Regions from separate parts of the Homo sapiens genome. Here region 1 is linked to region 2. Evidence: chromatin contacts called from ENCODE Hi-C or POLR2A ChIA-PET data. All regions are on one chromosome and are shown on one strand. Each heading gives the region's core, a stretch centred on a gene start or an enhancer-like site at or near the end of the contact. The rest is flanking DNA. Distances are from core to core; before and after follow the strand shown. Region 1 holds the start of ABCB4 (ATP binding cassette subfamily B member 4). Region 2 holds the start of DMTF1-AS1 (DMTF1 antisense RNA 1).

Region 1 (4,805 bases), core at 1,213-3,712, 320 kb before region 2:
ATACATGTCATAATCCCTAGAAAGGAGATCATTATTAAATAGAAAATAAAAGAATACATCTTATAGAAAGGAAATCTAAATGATAATATTAAACAGATCTAAAATAAGGCAAAAGTGAGGATAAAAAAGAAAGATGGAACCAATGGGGCAAATAGAAAAAGTAAGATAGCGTGGTAGGGCATTAATTCCAGCCTTACATCAATGCATAAGTATCTCAATATTCTACTGTAAAGGGAAAGTAAAGATTTCTTACAGCCTGAGTGTAATGGAGAAATCTAGTTTATCATAGTGCTTTAAATATTGTAAGTCTTCAACTTCTAGTTGATGAATAAATGATGGAATTCTCAGTGATACTGCACTGTTATCAAATAAATATAAAAGGAGCTCCTGGAATTGGATGTAATACAGGTAAAGAAGTAAACACAGCCATATAGGCATGGCTTCTTGCAGGGACAACTTTGTGAATCGGCTCAGACAGACAGACAGGCAAATACACCTCATTGCCTCATACATGTTATTTGCTTTAGTTTTTGTTCTGAACCTTCCTACTCCTTCAAGTATCTGCATTTACTTTATCAAATTCTCTTTTATTAGAGACTGAAGAAACTGTCATCTCCTTATGTGCTAATGAGTTTAATAATGTCCTCCAGTCACCACAAGCCTTCTTTCAAACTACACAATTCCAACTGCTTCCGTCTCAGAGTATCTTGAAATAATGATCTGACCGCCTGTTAGACCAGTGAAGGGAAGGAATTTGGGTTGATTTAAGAAGAGAATCCTCATGGTCATGGTAGACTGATATGGAGAGAAAACATTTTGAGGAAAAATACTCAACTAAATTCATTTCTACTCCAGCATGCAGTTTCAAGTCAAGTTCCACCTTAGCTCCAGGTGGCAGGCAGAGCAGGATGCAGAGGCACAGCACAAGTAAGGGGTGAGTGCCGAAGCTGCTGGCTCCTGTTCCAGTCTTTCTTCCTTGGCCTCGCCTGAACTTTTACTATAATAATAGTCACCATTTATTAGGTGTCTCCTACGTGCAGGACACTTTACACACAGTATCCCTAATCCTAATAACACCCTTATTTTATAGATCCAATGACTGAGTCAAGAATTACATAACCTGGCCAGACAGCTGGTACATGGGAAAGGTGAGATTCACACCAGGGTCCACCCAGCATCTCTACTTATACCATGCTCTGCTTTAAGGTTCTCTGAGAACTCAGACAAGCCTTGGGCTAACAATTGTGTTAACAGGACATAGCAGGTGCAAGGACCCACTGGTCATCCTGCTACCTGATCAGAAGGAAGGAAAGTTGTATTTGTTGCTCACCTACTATGTTTTAGGCATAGTACTAGGTGCTTTTACCTAGTACTTAATTCCCTTATCCTCAACTCATTTATTCCTCGCAATAACCTGATAAGGGAGATGTTTTTATCCTCATTTTACATATAAGGAAACAGGCCTAGAGAAATGAGCACAGTGTCCAAAGTCACATAGTTAATAAGATGTGAAGCTCTGAGTTTGAAAGTCTCCGGTTTCAAAGCCATGAAACTTATGGCTCCCCGTTTTAGACACTTCCTTTTGGGAAGAGTGTGGAGGAATTAATCAGAAAGAAGAAAGTCATACTCAAATAGGTGGTAGGAGCAGAGACAATTCAATACAGACAGAAGTCTTAGATGAGAGCAGTGAGCCAGGGCACTGGACTGGGACTCAGGAGGCTTCCCCTAGACTCTGGTTCCACCGATGCAGCCTCAGGCAGGACTTCACCTCTCTGGGCATCCGTTTCTTCATATGTTAAACATACGGGGTTTTAATTAGATGATCGCTGAAGACCCCTCTAGCCCTAAAACTCTGTGTCTCTTAAGTGCTAAGAGGGCACCAACAGCGTTCCTCCTCCCCAAGGAGCATAATGTGATGGTTCCTGCCGGCCCTGGCTGACTCTCGCCGTCCTTGGAGATAATTGGGTTCAGTGCCACCTGGACCAGAACTGGGGATGCGGAAGCAAGAGGCGAGTCTATTGCTCTCTCTCGGTCCTGGGCCGCCCTGTGATTGTTGGGCGTCCGGAAACTGTCTCCCCTATGGGTTTAAAAACAAAACTGAGCGCCCATGGGGTGTGACAGTCATCTGCAGGGGCTTGGGTGGCCCATCAGGCGAGGCTTTCTCGGCACCCGAGGCTCCAGCCTGATCTCGGTCTTATCCTGCGACCGGGCTGGTTCTGGCGGGTCGCCAGGGTGGGCGGCGGCCCCAGCCGGGCGCCCCGGCGGCAAGAGCGGCAGGCTGCGCCCCTGGCCCGCGCCTAGCCTGGGGAGAGAGCTGGGCGGGCGGCGGGAGCTGCTCTCGCGGGCCGCGGCCCTCGCCCTGGCTGCAACGGTAGGCGTTTCCCGGGCCGGACGCGCGTGGGGGGCGGGGGCGGGGGCGGGGGCGAGGCCGCGGCGAGCAAAGTCCAGGCCCCTCTGCTGCAGCGCCCGCGCGTCCAGAGGCCCTGCCAGACACGCGCGAGGTTCGAGGTGAGAGAGGTCCGGGCGCGTCTGGCCTCGAAGGGAGACCCGGGACGTGGGGCGCGGGGCGGGAGTGGCCGGACCTCCACCCAGTGCCCCCGGGCCCCGCGACTCGTGCGCCGGGCCGCCGGAGAGGGTGTACTTGGTTCTGAGGCTGTGGTTTCTCCTCAGGCTGAGATGGATCTTGAGGCGGCAAAGAACGGAACAGCCTGGCGCCCCACGAGCGCGGAGGGCGACTTTGAACTGGGCATCAGCAGGTACATCCCCAGCAGCCACTGGCTTTTCCGTTACACGCCAATCAGCAGGACTAAGTTCACCCTTGGAAAGAAGTTGTAAAAATCGGTTGATGCCTTTGAAGACCTTTGTTTTGGAGGCTTCTTTGAAGGGTCTTGCATCCGGTTCTGACCTTGGAGCAAACGTGTTGTGTGGCCTCAAAGAATGTCACTGAGGCTCCTTTTGGAACAGATTCAGGAAGAAAAGGCTGTCTTGAAAAGTGCTCCCTTCCCTTTGTGCAGGGGGGATTCAATGAATATCTGCATTGTATAACATTCATTGTATTACGTAACTCTTGAAACTTTTACAAATGACTTTCATATACATCATCTGATTGTTCAGACTTAAAGGGTGTCAGACATCTGCTGTTGATGGCTGTGCTTTTTGAACAAGGGCAGTGAAGCAAAAACTCCCTCCCCTCCTGCCCATCCCCTGTTATGTCTCTTCCTCCTTGTCTTACCCCTCCCCCTCCTCTCATCGCCAGGCTTATTTGTATTTCTCCTTTCTGGGAGGATAGGTGGGGAGGGGGAACTTCTGTACATCCGAATCAGTTTTGTTCAAGTGGTAGGGGGAAGCAGCGCTTCCTTTGCCTTCATGTCTTTCTCGGTTCCCCTGGCCCTTGTTAAACTCACTTCACAGGCTTTATGAGCGGGGCAGAAGTTCCCAGTCAATGGCGTGTGTCTTTGTTTCCTCTTTCACTGTGGGAATAGTGAATCATTTTCGCCTTTAGCCTGAAATAGTTTATGAGGCTATTACGGTCTCTGAGTTCATACCAGGCTACCCAGAAAAAATTGACCTGTGTCAAGTGATCACCCAGAGGGACAAATTTATCAGTCTCTGTAGTTTGTCCTCAAGCTGCTAGGGGCTTGATTAGCTAACTGAAAACATGCCTACCTGATGCTTAAACTGAAGCATTATTTTAGCCTGTTAATGTGGTTGTGCAGTAACCTTGCTGTATTTCTTCTAAGCACCATTGTATTTTTTCATAGAAAATTTAGTTTTGCCATGTAGAATTGAAAAAGTGATAGATGGTGTTACTTCCAATGGAAGTACTTACACACGCAATAGAAAAATATGGTTTTCATCAGCTGGCTGTTTAGGCAGGGATTGACTGTGAGTCTATTAATAGATGGCATTTTCATGAAGAAGTCTATTTATGTATTGCACTGGCTTAACATTTGATGCGTGTGCAAAGGAGCTATTCCTACAAAAGGTGTAGTAACACTTCAGAACCCAGGAAAGTCCTCAGAGGGGAAGCCCACAGCTTCTGCTGGAAAGAAGAAAGCAGCTCAAAAGAGAAATACAGAAAGTTAACAATAAGTTAAGACCACATGATTATGAAATCAAATGTAGTGAAACTAATTTTTATAAAAGCAGACCAAAGATAATATATTTAAAGGAAGTTAAGCCTGCTTCAATCAAATTAGTTATATTCTTGTTCTAATTATGTTGCTATTGCCCATGGCACATTCTTTTGAACATATTTAGTGGCAGATGTTTGTCCAGTGATTTTAGTCAATACTTTACATAATTTGGAATCATCTTATGAGTAAAACTTTATCATTTACCTGGATAAATGCATCATATTTATGTAAAAATCATCATATATATATAAATCATCATACACACACACACACACACACTCCCTCATAGAGTTTATATTATAGTACGGAGGACAGACATAAATAATGTACATACTAAATAAGTAAACCACAGCCAATGTTAGAAGGTAATTAACGCCATGGAAAAAAGCATTAATCCAGGTTAAGGGGATCAGGAGTACAAAAGGGGAGTACTTTGTAATTTTAAGTAGGGTGGTTAGGGTAGATCTTATTTTAAAGGTAATATTTGAGCAAAGACTTGAAAGAAATGAGAGGAGACAGCTGTGTGGGTATCTAAGGGGAGAGCATTCCCGGAAAAGGTAACTGGCAATGCAAAGACCCTGAGTCAGGTACATGTTTGGTGAGTTCATGGAACAGCAGAGAGTCCAGGCTGGTTGGAGCAGAGTAAGCAGGTTTGGGAGTAGGGATGTG
Region 2 (4,681 bases), core at 1,724-4,223:
ACATAAAGGAGCTGCAATTGCAAAGCATTTAAAAGTATATCAATTCCTAGGAAATCCTTTCATATAGGAAAAATATGATGGTGGTAAGAAAAAAAATGGACTATTAAAATGGAAAACTCCATTTTGGAAAGGCAGAACACCACCTCAGTGTTAAATATGCAGTCTCTACATAAGATATAAAAAAAAGTAGAATGAACCCTCCTTAAACTTTGTTCCTTTCTAAGCTTTTGATGTCTTTGCAACAGACAGATGTGTGTTTAATACAAGTGATGCAAGACGTCAATACTTTCAAAAACACTTCTAAGCTCCCTCAATATTTTAACATCTATGTGCCAGGCAGTAAATCCTTAGGAATACTTGTTTCACATTATCCCATTCATCCTCACAGGTGTTAATTTAAGCCAATGCACTTAATGAAGCATGGCAAAGGCAACTGTTTAAAATAATGAGATGTTATTTTCAGGACATGTAAGTTTATTACACCATTAATAAAAATTAGAGTCTGTAGATTTTGGAGAGATAAATGAGGCTAATAGAAAGGTAAGATTTTTTGCGGAGGAGGTAAAGGCAAGTTTTTTGTTGTTATTTAAATACTAACCAGTGATATCAAACTAACCTTATAAAATACATACACTATCTCCCCACCTTTAAAGCACCCCTGGGGTGTAATGAGATAACTAAAGGATTGAAAAAAGAGATCTCTAAAAAAAGGACTAGAGGACAGCTATCTACTTTTGATATGAGTCTCCACCAGTAAACATTTCCCAACCATGCTGTTTTCAAAGCTCAAGTCATAACGCCCAAACTTTGATTTCTTCCCCTCAAAATACTTCTAAAACCTGAACACTCAGAAAAATGTTTACATAAAATAATGTATTCATATAACTGCAACGTATGAACTTAAAGTTCTAAGAAAGATGCAATGCCCAGTACTTACTGATTAAATGTTGATGAAGACAGGGCAATAGCATTTTGGCTCCACCATTAGCTCAACTGCAACCAATTAAAGAGATTCACGCAGAATATGCAGGTGCTAAATCAGTCCCCAAAAGCATATTTTGGGGTGAGCCTATCAACTAAAATAGTAAGAAAAAAAATTAGCTTGTTTGGTGGCATACAGAAGCACCTAGTATCGAGAGTTAAAATGAGATAAAAATCACCACAATCATGAAATGTATTTTTCACACCTGTAACATAATGGTTTTTTCCAGATACAATCAGGCTGGTTTTTGTGCTTTCTGTATGGAAGAAAAAAATTATTCTCACACCAAATTGGATTCTCTCAGCATGACAATTTTTGTAACGTTAAGGAATGTAGCTTTAACCTTTTTTCTCTAAATCTTAACAGAATTTCTAAATCCTAACCAAATACATGAAATCCTGTCTCTAAGTACACCATAAGAGCAAAAAGATAAGATTTTGGTGTATCGCCATAGTCATTCTTTAAATGTTAAAGTGATGGCAAATTATTCAAGTTATTAAAAGACAGTAATCCTCAGAAAGCTATTTGAAATATAATTTCAAAACCAGCTTAAAGAAATTTGAAGTAATGAAAAAACATGAAAACCCTTAACTGAAAAAAACAGATTTTGCAATACTTTCAACATAGTGGAAGAATATTTTCGTATTTGGAGCTTAAAAGCTACAAATGGTTTTCTCCCACGAATTAAAAATACAGGTATAATTTAAAATTTTCCAAATGGCGTCACTTTAAGCTTAAGACATGTCATATTAAAAAATAATTCCACAGAATATGCATTTTGTAGGACGTCCCAACATGCAGCCTCGACTGTCAGAAAGGAGGCACACATAATCAAATCCATGTACATTAAAAAGAGGTACACAAAGATGAATGAGTTGCGAAAAAAGCAACTACACAAATTCAATGAGAGAAAGGGAGGAGTCCTGACTCATACTGTATACTATTATCCTTTTCCTTATCTACACCGAGTATTTTATATAAAGACATATGCTCTATCATTCAATTGCACAAAAGGGCACTTGGCCACTTCTACTCTCAAATCTGCTCTGGAGATTGTGGTAAAACATTCTACATACCTCCCTGAAGAAATTCTCAAAGCGAAGTACATTTTAGAGAACAAAGTGGACTTAACAATTTTAAGAACTTTCTCGGAACTCGGCACAATAGGGTAATTACAACTTTACAGCCGCATTTTCCGTGCTCCACCAGGACTGTCCCCGCGCCCCAGCCCACATCCCTTCTTTAAAGAGAGTCAGACTGAGAGAGACGGTTCGGCCAGCTATCCCGATTCTCTATGTCTGGGCCGTGAATCGCCGAGCAAGGCTGAACCCCCGCAAAATTACAGAAGAATCTAAAGCGCAAACGAGGGAAAAGAACAAAAAAGCAAAGGGGGGGAAGTTGGGTCGAGACCCACCCCCACTCTCTCGACCCCACCCAAGCCTACCTCTCCTACGCTGGACCATAAAACAAAACCGAAAACGTAACAAAAATAAAAACTAAAAATAGAACACCACGAGAAAACAAGTAGGGCTTCCTTACTGTCTCCACTCCTTCTGGCCCAGTTCTCTACTCAACCTCCCGGCCCACCCCACCCCCCAGGGGTCCCGGCGCCATTTAGCTCCTCCGAAGCCGCCGCCATTTTCCGCCCCCGCCGGATCGCCGCTGTGCCTCGGCAGCCGCTCGCTTCCCTACTCTGCAGCCTGAGCCACGGGCACCGCCCGGCCCTAAGAGGGAGGCCCTGGCCGGAACGTGCGGGGACGGCAGCTGCAACGTCAGGAAGGCCAGGCTCCGACCCCGCCCGCAGTGCCCCGGCGCCGACAGCTTGCGCCAGCCGGCGGGAGCTAGCGGGCAGCAAGGGGGCCGGACAGGCTCCACTGGGCGGAGCGGCCCTGGCGGCGGTTGGAACCTGAAGGTTCCATCGCACTTACTTCCTGTTTTGGGTCCGGGCACTTTGGAAGAACCAGGATGGAAGCTCCAAAAAATACCAGGATGGAGGAAGCAGCCACGGGCGAGAGTGGCTGCAGCTGGAGTGAGCGAGCGCGACGAGCCACCGGAAACGGAGCTGCGGCCGCGCCCCGCCCCCAGCTCCCCGCACGCTGCCCCTCCCGCTCGTCTGTCCCGCTGGCGGCCCAGCGTGCTGGCTGTACGCGTCACTTCCGGCTGTGTCGGCGCGCGAAAAAAGGTCCTGGGTTGGAATGTTTGTACTGGTCTGTGGCGGTGGTTGTCGGCTGTCCTGCCAGGAAAACTCGGCACTGACTATCCCACTGCTGATGCTGTAAAAGAGGTCCTTCTGCTATGACGCAACTGTGGTTCCTCTGGTTCTGGGGACACTTAGGCCTCGCGTGCCGATTTTCATAGTTCCCTGTGGCTCCGAGCCGAGGGAGCCGCGGTGTGGAACGGAGGGAACCAGTGATCTCAGTGCTGAAGAAAACAGGGAGTGTGTGTCTTCATACTTGATTTGCCTTACCGCAGGGGCATAATATGAGATATCTGGGCGTGTTAAGTCGTTCTTGATGAAATGTGTCCTCTGTGAATGTAGTCTCACTGTTAGACTAGGAAGATGCTGTTTTGCTGTGCCCAGTTCCTCTTAAAAGTACAGATGCTCCTTGGGTTGCAGCCGTATAAACCCATCCTAAATAGAAAACGCGTTTTAATACCCTTATAAACGAAAAGGATAAATAAGCCTTTGGGTTCTGTAATGTGAGCCAGCATTCTTTGAGTGCGTATGTGACAGGTAAATGTTTTACGTATATTAAACTCATTTAATGTTCATAAGTTCTAAGTGCATCGCTACAATTATTACAAATGAATCCCATTTTACACAGGAACCAAAGAGAAGTGAAGGAATGTGTCCAAGGGCTCCCAAGTTGGCGGTGGAATTAGAATTGAAGCCTCAGCTCCAAAGCCTGTGTTCTGAACTACCCGGTTGCAGTTCACAAAATACACTTTGGCAGTACTTTCATAACGAAAACAAATGATTACAACCAGTTTACAAATGCTTTGCTTTACTGGAGGATCGACATGTTTGACTAATTTTCAAAAATAAATCTCAGAAGCAGCATTTTCTTGTGTTGATAACTTTATTACTAATTTGTGGCACTCTGCATTCTGTTGGAGTTAAGCCGTGTATCATTCCATTTTTTAATAAGTACATAATAATGTTTATGTAAGCAAAACTATGAGGCAGAATAGTATCGTGGTATGGACTCAGGCAGTCAGACCTGAGTGTGAATCTTGGCTCCATTTCTTAGTAGTGGATATGGCACTTCACCTCTTTTAGCTTTGTTTACTTTAGGAGTAATAAGATGTACCTTCCAGAATATTGTAGACAGCGTAGTTTGCATGGAATCTGACGTGTATTAAGCATTAAAAATGGTAACTAATAAACCTTAAAGCCAGGAAAGCAATACAACTACTCAAAGAGCAGTTCTAATAAAATAATAATTACATATGCAAAATTGTTGACATTAACATTGATAAGGTGGTTCCTAATGAGCCATATTTTTCATAAGACATAACCATATAGGATTATTTTTGCTAAGGCACAAAATAGTGATATATAAATTATAGTCGGGCTATCCATTCTCCTCTGCTAAATTTTAGGTCAGCCTGCACGCTGCTAACTCCCCGCAAAAAGTCAAGTGCATCCTCATAACTAAATTCTCCCTTTCTGGTTGAGTTTCTTTTATAACTACCTTT

What was found. Hi-C counts contacts between places; a loop is a spot of excess contacts on that map. ChIA-PET counts read pairs that join two places held with the same protein, here RNA polymerase II (POLR2A). Pooled maps may share reads with other maps.
Region 1: a loop to region 2 is called in a map of ascending aorta, with 5 times the contacts of the local background. The contact joins the promoter of ABCB4 here to the promoter of DMTF1-AS1 in region 2. A Hi-C loop is called at or near these places in 4 of 168 maps with a recorded cell type or tissue (B cell, GM12878, OCI-LY7 and 1 more), 22 of 37 single-sample maps with no recorded cell type and 12 of 50 pooled maps. POLR2A ChIA-PET finds 5 or more read pairs at or near these places in 1 of 52 experiments (HepG2).

Annotation. Positions count from the first base shown.
Region 1 is chr7:87,473,337-87,478,141 of GRCh38, reverse strand. It overlaps ABCB4 (ATP binding cassette subfamily B member 4), which reads left to right and starts at 2,462. Exons shown (of 28, transcript NM_000443.4): 1 at 2,462-2,508; 2 at 2,671-2,756. The coding sequence starts at 2,677. RefSeq lists silencers at 2,086-2,335, 2,386-2,585, 2,596-2,735 and an enhancer at 3,206-3,275.
Region 2 is chr7:87,150,785-87,155,465 of GRCh38, reverse strand. It overlaps DMTF1-AS1 (DMTF1 antisense RNA 1), which reads left to right and starts at 2,973. Exons shown (of 2, transcript NR_136253.1): 1 at 2,973-3,164; 2 at 3,808-4,043. It overlaps DMTF1 (cyclin D binding myb like transcription factor 1), which reads right to left and starts at 3,013. Exons shown (of 18, transcript NM_001142327.2): 1 at 2,911-3,013. RefSeq lists enhancers at 2,818-3,379, 3,225-3,464, 3,380-3,943.